Regions from separate parts of the Homo sapiens genome. Here region 1 is linked to region 2. Evidence: chromatin contacts called from ENCODE Hi-C data. All regions are on one chromosome and are shown on one strand. Each heading gives the region's core, a stretch centred on a gene start or an enhancer-like site at or near the end of the contact. The rest is flanking DNA. Distances are from core to core; before and after follow the strand shown. Region 1 overlaps CFAP221 (cilia and flagella associated protein 221). Region 2 has its middle 3.9 kb from the start of STEAP3.

Evidence for each region. A loop is a pair of places that touch in the nucleus more often than their neighbours do. Pooled maps may share reads with other maps.
Region 1: a map of mammary epithelial cell shows a loop between it and region 2 (26-fold over the local background). The contact joins two enhancer-like sites. A Hi-C loop is called at or near these places in 4 of 168 maps with a recorded cell type or tissue (A673, K562, heart left ventricle and 1 more), 1 of 37 single-sample maps with no recorded cell type and 9 of 50 pooled maps.

The regions. Positions count from the first base shown.
Region 1 is chr2:119,655,134-119,660,446 of GRCh38, forward strand. It overlaps CFAP221 (cilia and flagella associated protein 221), which reads left to right. Exons shown (of 24, transcript NM_001271049.2): 24 at 1,229-1,528. The coding sequence ends at 1,337. Among named protein-coding and RNA genes, the nearest start is that of TMEM177, 21 kb to the right of the region's middle. Within about 2 kb of position 2,543, at least 2 of the 41 ENCODE cell types and tissues checked have a DNase peak (open chromatin) inside an H3K27ac peak, as active enhancers do.
Region 2 is chr2:119,217,131-119,222,785 of GRCh38, forward strand. No RefSeq gene overlaps it. Among named protein-coding and RNA genes, the nearest start is that of STEAP3, 3.9 kb to the right of the region's middle. RefSeq lists enhancers at 368-1,567, 938-1,534 and a silencer at 1,743-2,037. Within about 2 kb of position 1,774, at least 7 of the 41 ENCODE cell types and tissues checked have a DNase peak (open chromatin) inside an H3K27ac peak, as active enhancers do.

The DNA.
Region 1 (5,313 bases), core at 1,293-3,792, 440 kb after region 2:
TTTTCATGGATGCAAAGAATCATCTGCTCTCACTCAATGGCTGAAATTCACCAGAGAGATTCTCTGCTGCCTGGACAGCGGTCTTGGCCCTTTCAAGACCCACAGGGGAATCACATTCCCCACAAAATGTTCAAGGAACTGTGAGACTGTGACTTTAGTTGCTGACACATTTTTCAGCACTCCTTAGATCAACACAGTATTACTCAATCATTAGTATCTCTAAGGGGAGACAGGATCTATATATTTTTAGACATGATTCCATAAAATGGTACCAATTAATTTCTTTAATTATGTGCATTAGGGAACATCTTAATTCTCCATTTTCAGGTATTTCTGGTTTTCCAAAACTGTCAGCCATTTGCCAAACATGTCACCCTCTTTTCAAAAATGTCTCAGAAGCACTTTATTTTATATTGGATTTATATTGCCCAAGCAGATTATATAGCTGAGTTCACAGTCTTTGAACAAGACATATGGCCTTTTAACCAAAACACTCGTCATTTCCTCCCACATATCTGGATGCTGGTGAGCACCATGACAGTCTCTGAGCCGAGTCTCCATCTTAACCCTTGGCCCCAGCCCACCAAGAGGCAAGCTGGCCCCTAAGAAGCCCAGGTCCTCCCCATCTCTCCGCCCTTTGTCTACTCCCACTGCACCCATCAATTGATAGCCTCATTTTACACCACGTCCAGTCAAAGTTCTACCCAGCAACCCCCGCCACACCAACATCAGCCTCGGCTCCACTCAGCCACTACTTGGTCCAGGTGCACAACTCTCCCTGAGGTGCTCACTCTTCTGGAGCCATTGCCAGAGTTAGAAATAGTGTGTATCTACCTCATTCATAAAGATGAAAAACCAGCCAGCATTGACTGAGCACTTAGAAGACCTCACACCAGGATCTCTGTGAATAAGATCTCATTTCACCTTTGCTACAATGCTGGGAGATGGGAATTACACCATTCGCACATCAGGAAACAGGGGCTGTGGATTCTTGGGTAACTTGCCCATGCTCAGAAACTGATGCAGCTGAGGCCAGAAGCCAGGTTTGAATCATTCATAAGCTGAGTGTTTTCACTGGTAAGTAAACTATCACTAACTGTGGTGAAAACCTTCTTTGTATATTAAACGAAATGCTCCTCCGACCTTCACCAGCACTGCTGGCGGGGGGTGATTTGCGTGGTTTTATTAAGTGTCCTCATGTTTCCTTCTTGGGTTTTTTGATACTCAGAGAAGTGAAAGATCAAGCACAACCAGCAGAGAAGGCCGGAGAGAAGCTGCTCGAGGAGATGAGGAACCTGCGGGGCAAAGCACTCAACACATACCTGATTCTAGAATGAAAGTCACCAGTAGGTCAGTCCCTTCCATTTGCTTTCCGTGGGCCACTGTGGCCCCTTGCGTCCATTTACATGCCAGCCATCTCTGCAATTAAAGTTTCTGGATAAAAAAATGAAATGTAGAGGATGTATATATCTTTTAAGTGATAATTATAAATCTTATATTTAAAAATAAAATGGAGTTAGGATGATGACAGCGTTGTTAGCTTCTTGGTGCGGTGTTTAGTGCCGGAATGCTTCTGAGCAACATGTGATGAGAGACTAAGAGCCGGGCACTGGCAGCTGTTTCTGGGGGTCTTTTGGAGGTGTGGTGTGGTGGGAGACTGGTTTTGGGGAGGGGATGCTCTCCCACCTCTGCAGAAGCAGCCCCCTCCATCCCTGGGGCATCACTAGATTTGGCTTTGGAAGAGCAATACTGGTATGAATGCTGGCTCCCCACATAGCTGTGCAGGTGGCAGACAGTGGCAGGGGACCTGGACCTGGAGAGGACACTGTGAGGTGACTAGAGCTTGCACCAGTTTCCCAGGAGGAAGCATCCTCCTGGGAACTCACAGAAGCACCTGGAGCAGGAGGTCACTGCAAGGGAGCCAGGAGTTCCAGTGAACACATGTCAGTAAAAACCAGGCCTCAGTATTGTGTTTGTGAACATGACTGCCTTCATATGCACAGGCCAGGAAGGCTGATGACATTTGGGTTGTGTTATAATAACCCAAAATTATCCAAATATATTTGGATGTATTCCCTCCACTCATTTTTCTATGAATACATTTAAATAGCTGGTATCAGACTGTATGTTTGTAGTCTTCATTAACTCATTGATTCTGAATCCCAGTCCTGCTCTTACTCACTATGTGGCCTTCTTAACATTTCTGAACTTCATTTTCCCCTCATGCAAAGACAAGTGCTCACCTTACATGGGGTTGTGAGGATTCAATTAGGAAATGTGCAGAGTATACCTGGCATAAAACAAGAGCTCAAACATGAAAGTTGCCCTTCACTCACAGGGCAGGACATAAGCATCAGTCATTTTTTAAAAACTTTTTATTTAGAAATATTTTTAAACTAAAGGAAAACTTGCAAAATAGTACAGAAAGTTGCCATCTATATTTTACTCAGATTCCTCTAACATTAACATCTCCTGCGTGACAATGATCAGAAACAGGAAATTACAATCGGTACAGCTTTATTGAGTAATGTCCGTTCAGTGTTCCAGGAGTCCACACTGCGATTGGTCAACGTGTCCCCTTCTTCTCCTCATCTGTGACAGTCCCTCAGTCTTTTCTCATCATTTGTGACCTTGACACCTTTGACAGTTGTTTTGTAGACTGGCCTTCAGAGTGTGTGTGTGTCTAATGCTTTCCCAAGACTAGGGTGAGGTTATGCATTTTTGCAAGAATTCCACAGAAGCGTTATGTCCTTCTTGGTGCATCTTATCAAGGGGCTTGTGATGTCGATATGTCTTCTTACTGGTGATGTTTACCTTGGTTGCTTGGCTAAAGTGGTGTCTGCCAAGTTTCTCCACTGGGACATTAATATAATCATGGGGAGAGACTTTGAGATTATGCAAACATCCTGTTTCTCCTCAGCTTTTTTCCCACTCTGTATCTACGTATCTTTATATGAATTCCCACTTTAGCATCCATTGGTGAGTGGGTCTTGTCTGCCACAACCATTACCATGATGTCCACTTAATGATAATGTCCATGAGCTGTCCCTCACCGTCATTTAGTTACTTCTTTATTCAGTAGATTTTTATATCAGCATGGAATCATGGACATTTATTTTATTATATAGGTTATAATCCAACACTACCGTTGTTTATTTTGTTCTCAAATTGTTCCAGCTCTGGCCATTGGGAGCCCCTCAGGTTACACCTCTGACCTTTCAGTGCATCCTCGACCTTTCCTAAGCACATCTTTACCTTCCAGCATCACAGTATATTCCAGACTCATCTGTATCTTTCCCACGTCAGCCCTGGAATCAACCATTTCTCCAAGGAGCCCTGGTTCCTTTCACTGGAGAATGGCATTTAGAAATCAAGACCTGCTACAGCAACTGGTACTTGTTGCTACTGTGGTCCAATTGCTTCCGAGCCCTCTCAGTGGCCAGAGCTAGAAAATACAAGTATTTATACTGAGCCCCCCTCAACACGCACACACACACACACACACACACACATTTTCATCTCTCTATCTTTATGTCTTGTATATATATCAAAAAACATGAATTATGGCCAGGCGTGGTGGCTCACGCCTGTAATGCTAGCACTTTGGAAGGCCAAGGTGAGCAGATCGCTTGAGCCTAGGAGTTTGAGACCAGCCTGGGCAACATGGCAAAACCTCATCTCTACTAAAAATACAAAAATACAGAAAATTTAGCCAGGCATGGTGGCAAACACCTGTAGTCCCAGCTACCTGGGAGGCTGAGGTGGAAAGATCACCTGAGCCCAGGAAGTCGAGGCTGCAGTGAGCCATGATCACACCACTGCACTCCAGCCCTGGTGACAGAATGAGAGCCTGTCTCAAAAAAAAAAAAGAAAAAGAAAAAAAAAAAAACGCATTGATACTGATGCTTCCAATTCCAGTCCAACACCTGGGGTTTGTTTTGGCCTTCCTCCTTTCCTTAATTGTAACTTCTTTCCCCTACAGTGAGCAGCTTAGCTCCCATCATCTACGATGTATTACCTTATGTGTTGCTTGGTGTATCCGTAAAGTAACATCCCATTTGCTAACACATCTCCTTGCGAGAAACACATTTACTAACTACATTACAGTATTGGTGTCCTTTTTACTTTGGCTTTATAGAGTCCAGTTAAAATACTGGTTCCCGAATTGCCTGGGCTGGTTCTGTTGCTTTCTTTGTCTCCTACTCCCATCAGTGTGGTTGTGTTTTCATATGAGTTAGGTTCATGTGTTACTGTTTGTATTTCATCTTGGGTTCCCCTACACGCTAGTTGGGTTTAATTATTTATTTCAGGGTACGTGGAACATTACGATGGCTCTAAATACAAAGATACTCAGAGAAGTATCATTCCTTCTCATTCCCAATCCATCTCCATTCCGCCATCTTGCTGCCCCATGGGTACCCACCCTTCCCACTGTGGGCAACCATCTCTTTAGTTTCTGGTTTATCCTTCTTGTGGGTAATTTTTAAGGCCCCCAAGGGCTCCCATGTGCTCCTCTGCATTCCTCCTCCACATTAACCAGTCACTGGCCTGACCTACTAGCAGTTTCCGAAGCATAACCCACTCGTCCGCACCCCTGGGCCTCTGCACATGCTATTCCCTATGACCTCACCACCTTCTTGCTTAGTGTCCTTCTCACCTAAGGTTTCCCCAGGCCTCTGCCCCTTGGCCCCTGTACTGACCTCTGAGGCAAGGCCTACCTAGTCCCTGCTTCTGTGGAGAGGAAGGGCCCAGGCAATGTTTGTTCAGGGAATTGCTTCCCTCAGCATCCACGCTTAATACCATGCTGTGCACATCACTTCGTTCACCAACATCCAACCAGCAGCTACTGAATCCCTGGCTACTTCCACCTACCCAATCTCCCTTTCTTGCTGGGTGCCCCACATTGCATTGTTGGTGTGAACTTTCTGGCTCCAGACTTTGAGCCTGTTCCCATGTCAGTGCATGTACTTATGTCCATTTCAGTTTCCCCACCTATAAACAAGAGCCAATTTCTCTTATTTCCCTGCTCTCCCCAGGTTGAAAAGGTCGTGGCCCCTTGGAAAGATTGTATTGACTGTGTTGGGGATCTGGTGCCACCTGGTGGTTGCCACAAGAAAGGCCTCTCCTGACTCCCAAGTTGTAACCCGTTTCCACCAAATCGACTTCCAAATAATATTTATCAGATCATCATCTGTGCTTTTCTTCCTTGTTTCAGACCACTTTTAGGTGGAAAAGGCAAAGAAGGCTTATATGTATTTTCTTCCATAATGAGTCCATCAGAAAAAGTTCCTTCGGTGAAATCGTTGACCACGT
Region 2 (5,655 bases), core at 524-3,023:
TCTCAGATACCTCAAGCTGGCAGGAGTGCGAGGTCCAACAAGAAGAGATTTTATGAATCAGCCAGCCATGGGGGTGGGGCATGGCCAGGTTTCCTGATTCCCAGACCAGGGTGCCAACAACACCTACTGTTCATGTGAGAAAAGGAGAAAGAGGAGGAGGGGCCACTGGCGTCTTTTGCCCACCTGGGGTTCCTCGCTGTGGGAGAGGGGGAGGCCAGAGGACAGCAAGTTCCCTGAGAGCCTCTCAGAGAAAAGGAGGGTTTAGATCATCACACAGGATAAGGAAGAAGACCTTTTCCAAGGGGGTGGAGCAGAGCCTGCCTGGAGGTAAATTTCCTTTGGGAACTGTCTTCTTCAGTATTTCCCTTCCTCTCTGAACACCGTTTCTTTTCCTTTCAGATTATCTGACAGCCTTTTAATGAACACCTACTAAGTGCCCAGCACTTTCCTGGGAACTTAATTCTTACAACCTGTTAAGAGGTCTATACACTCATTTTACAGTGGAGGAAATGGAGACTTAGCGGAGATGTGAAATTTGAACCAGGTCCGTGTGGTTTCAAAGCCTGCGCATGTTCCTTTACCCTATGGAAGCCTCCAGAAGCCAAGGTCTCATCTCCCCTCTTCCCTGGAGGCCCCAAACCTGGGTAGCTGTGCCCCTAGACCTTTGAGGGAGGGTCTCGAGCCATTATCTCCCTTACCTTTTCTTGCAGTGACTTGGCTTCTCCCAGGCTGCCGTAACCAGCAAACGCCTAAAGATGGCTCTGAGACGATGGCCTTCTGTGTGTGTGTCCATGAAATCAGGTAGTACACCACACAGAACCAGACTCTCAGTGACATGCCTGATATTCCACAGACCTGCATCCGAGCTGTGCAGATCTCAGGTAGACACAACCAGTGATTGGGGATGGCTGGTAGGATCTTGCCTAGGCAGGCCAGGGAGCTCTGTGAGGAGTGTTTGGGAGAAAATCCCCCAGGTTCATCTCCCTGCATGGACTGCCCCTGCTGGGCCCTCACACTAAGCTGGTCCTGGTCCTCAGTACTGAGGGATCACCACAGGTGTGTAGGCCACAGCTCACAGGAGCCCTCCACCTAGCGGGTCAAAGGTAGTGGAAGATCTGAGAGTCAGGCAGACCTGGTCCAAATCCCGGATCTGCCATTTCCTCACTGCATGATACTAAAAAAGTCACTTCTTCATCTGAAAAATGGGGCTGATCCCACCCATTCTGCAGGGTCTCAGTGGGGATTGAAGGGGGCTGACCTCAATGTAGCACGATGCCTGCCCCAGGTGGGACTTCAGCAAACTCTCTTTCCTTTCCCTTCCCTCCCCTTGAAGGCCAAGACCAAGGAAACAGAATTGGGCATGCCAGAACATATCCCAGCCCTGTGGGGTGTATTTACCTCCACTTCTGATCACAGTGTGTTTGCGTATGACCTTGAGGCCAGTGACTTTTACACCTTGCCTATGCTGGGCTGGGCTGTGACTTGGCTGTGACTTGCCTGCCCTGAAGCCAAGCCTCAGCTGACATGTGTCTTTCCACCACCCCTGCTGTGCTGAGTGAGCACCAGCCACCTGTCCCATTGTTCCTGCCCCAGGCTGTGTGTGGAGAGTGGTCTGACAGGGCAGACAACACCCTACACTCCAGATGTGTTGAGGTGAGCTCTGGGGGTCAGGAAAGAAGCAGGGAGGGGCACAGTGTGAACATCCTGTGCAGATTTCCCCCCAACTGGCCCCCCAGCTGGTTGGGTTTTCTTTTCTCAGTAACTCCTGGCAGAAGTCCAAGGAGGCCTCCTTCTCCCAAACCCTCTGTCCTTGGCTCAAAAATCCAGCAGAGGACGTGCCACGACCACGAAAGGTGACAGCAGTCAAGGGGAAAGAGGACTCCCTTACTGGAGTGCACAGAAGTTTCCTATTTATTTTGCTTACGCGGTTGACTTTTTCCAAAGGCTGCTTGGGACGGCTTACCTCGAAAAGCTTAGCAATAAGGCTAGTAGTAAATCAGACAAAAAAATCATGGACTGGGGGAAAGAAAGTAGCATTTAAATATATTTAATAAGGACGATATAGTCGTGAACATGTGCCTGAGTATCCTGGCTACCACAGTAAAAGGGGAAATATGATCAGTTATGGGAAAAGAGTAAAAATATTAATCATGATTTTTTTTTTCTTGGAGCTTTGTGTAATAGGCACTGATGTTGAAAAGGGTAGAGTTATTTTTCCATATTTGTAGAAATTCAGAAGATTATCAGACTATTTGCCTCACAAGGACTTTTTAGCAAGCAAAAAGTATGATATTGTCATGCACCCTGGTGAGGGGAAGTGTCATCCAGTTCTAGGTTTCTGTGAATCTACCTTGATGCAGGTGTTCAGGGAGTAGTGAGTTTCCTCAGTTGTAATGTAGACCAGCGCTTCTCAAACTTAAACACGTATACAACCTCCTAGGGGGTCTTGTTAAAATGCCATTCTAATTTGGGAGCTTTGGGGTGGCCTGACACTCTGCCATTCTAAAACCCTCCCAGGCCATCATGATCACCACCTTCCGAGCAGCAAGGGGTTAAAACCCAGGCATCTCCCATGATCTAGTAGTGAGTGCCTTTCTAATCGCCCCCAGCTGAAAGGCAATGCAATGTTATCATAGACGGGCAAGAAGAATCTCTTCCTTGGCTCTGTAAATGCTTCCGGGATGTGCTGGGTCAGCCTCCCTCCATTCTGGTTGGCGATCTTGGTCTAGTCACAAGCCAAGACCGTTGATCATACACAAAAGTTTAAGTACCTACTACGCGCCAGGAAGCTCCCTCAGAAAGATGGTTGGTCCTGCTCCCCCACCCACCCTCCACCCTGGCATCTTTTATCCACTCTTCCTTCAGCAACTGCCTTTATCAATGCTCCCTTGAGCCAAAATAAACAAATAAAAAGCAACTTCCTTTGGAAGCTACTCCATACTCTTGCGCTGGCCACAGTTACATCTCCCTGCAGATACACAGATTCTCATGACACAGAGCTCAGACAGTGCTTCCTCTCTGGAGGGCTCATGTTTCGAGAGAAGACTGGAAGGAGGACAACCTTATGCTCCAGTAGAATTCCAAATTCTGGGGTGCAGGGACATTTCGTGTGTGTATGTGGAGGGGGGGGTGTCCTAATGCCCTGTAAGCCACACTTTATAATGCTGTACAATATTGGGTCACCATCATGGGCCATGGAAAGCAGAATCTGTGAGGTTCAGTCCCAGGCTCCAGCACCCCTTTGTCAGCTGGCCTCCCCGCTCAGTGCCCTCTCCCACTACCTGCCCTGCCTCAGCTCTGACTGCTGCTGATGTGCCTCCACCCATCAGGTCATTGTGATGGCAAAGACAATGCCTCCATTTGCCCTGAATGCAGCCTTACATAGGAAAGAGCTTCCTGTGCTCCAGAACTTGGAGGAGTCCTGCAGCACCTGGTCTAGTGGGGAGAGCATCAGTGGGGAGCGGCACCTTTCCTGCAGCCACGGCCCACTGGGCAGGACCAGATCCAAGTGGCCTGGCTTCTGGCTAGGGTGTCAGAGTACATTGGGGCATACAGCTTCCCGTGGCCATCTCGTTTTCATGGAGGATTTATTTTGTGAAGTGGACCTGCTCTGTCCCATCCTATAAATGCTGGATTAATCCAAGAAGCTGAGGGTGAGCAACATCCCTCTCCTTCCTGATCAAATAAGAAATAAATCTAGATTTTCTCCTGGATGCTATTCTCTTCTTAGCCAAACAGCTAACCTTGTCTTCAAGGAAAAAGGGCAATCCCAGGGGCTCTGTAAATTGAATATTCAGCAACTCCAGGGGCAGACATCCCTAAGTGCATAAGTGGAGCACCCCTCTGAATCAGCATCACACCAGCTGGGGGCATAAAAAGGAGAGCAGAGTAGGCAGGAGCTGTGGGGACATTTCTGAGATGCTAAAAGAGGCAAGGAAGTGTGAGGACGGGTGTGCATTCATGCAACAGGTATTTACTGAGCACCTACTATGAGCCAGGCAGTGCTCTATCCATTAGAGATACGGAATTGAATAAAACATAAAAATCCCTGCCCAGGAGGAGCTCACATTTCTATGGGAGAAGACAGTTACTGAAAAACAGTCCAAAAAACTCTATTTTATAGTGTGTTCAGAGGTAATACAGGCTATGGGGAAAAAAAGAAAGCAAGCAGGTACATGGATGAGGAATGGGGGCGATCAGCGTGGGCCTCACAGAAATGATGACCTTTCAGCCAAGACTTGGAGGAGGTAGGGAGGGTACCTGGGGATGCCTAGGGTCCAGGCAAGGGGAACGGCAGGGGTCAGGATCCTGTCAGATTCATCTGAGGTGGGACTGAATGTGAGCAGAGAGAGGGAGACAGAGGATGAGGGCAGAGAGAAGGCCAATCACACTGGGCCACGGCTATTGCAAGGACTTTACTTTTGCTGGGGGAGGGGGTAGAGTTTTGAGCAGAGGAGAAATGCGATCTGGCAAACATCTTGCAAGGATGGCTCTGACTGTTCTATCCTTGGCAGAGGACACCAGAGTCTGGCCCATAGAAGGTGCTCAACAAAGCTCAGCACATTGCACTCCTCCCTGGAGTAGGAAAGGGCTCGTCTGCTTTGGGAAATTTGGCTCTCAAGCTTCTGGAAACACCTGACCCCATGCCAGGTGAGACAAGCTCACACTCAAGGCCCCCTTAGTCCAACGGTCAGTGGACAGAACAAGCACCAAAGGTCAACGGCGTGGGCGGTGGCCTCTCTGCCAAAGTGTGTGGGCCCAAGTAGGGTATTCACCTCCCTCCCTGTCTGTGAGAAATTTCAGACCCCTCTACTTTTTCCAGCAGGAGTTCATGTTCCTTTTAAGATAATCCTCTATAGACCTCTGGCAGCCCAGCCTTCAAAATGTCTCCCCCTGTCTCTCTTACTCATGGAGAGCCCCGCTTCCCCGCCTCAAAAAAAAGTCTTCCTCTCTCTTACTCATGCATGGAGAGCCCCACAAAAAGACACTGGTTCCCAGGGATTCTTCCAAAGATGCTGGAAGACCTCTCAGTGTTTGCATTTCCCAAGCTCGGTTTCCTTGTGCTGTCCTTGGGCATTAAAGGAAGGCTATTCAGCCATCCCCATCAGCAGGAGCAGGCATCAAAAGAACAGCTACTGCAGGGGGAGCATATTAGGGGCACCAGAGGGGGCTAGGAACTGGGTCTTGTCTTCTCAAAGTTTACAACCCACTGCAGGGGCCACTCACCAGCCCTGGCACCCTAAGGGCAGGAACCTCCATTGGGCACGTGTGTCTCCAGCACTGGGAGCACTGTCTGGCACCTGGGGCACTGTGAGTGTTGAATGGATAAAGGACCTGTAAGAATTGCCATAAGAGGTGTTGCCCTGGGGCAAGGTGGGACAGGAAAGTTCTTGCAAGAGAAGAGAGGCTCTGGCCTTGGGCCCTGGCTGAGCAGAGAGCTGGGAGGTGGGTATTCGGGTAGGAGGAAAGCTGTGGAGGGGGAAAGCAAACTGCCTGCGGGGGTGGGGGGGTTCTCGGCGGGAGTTGGGGGTGGAGGGAAAGGCGCTTTACAGCAGCACTCCCTCCACAGGGAGACCAGAGCTCTGCCTCTTCCTCCCCACCGTGCCCTTTGGGGTCCAGTTGTGGGGCCTTCCTTGAGGCCCAGCTCCTGCCTCT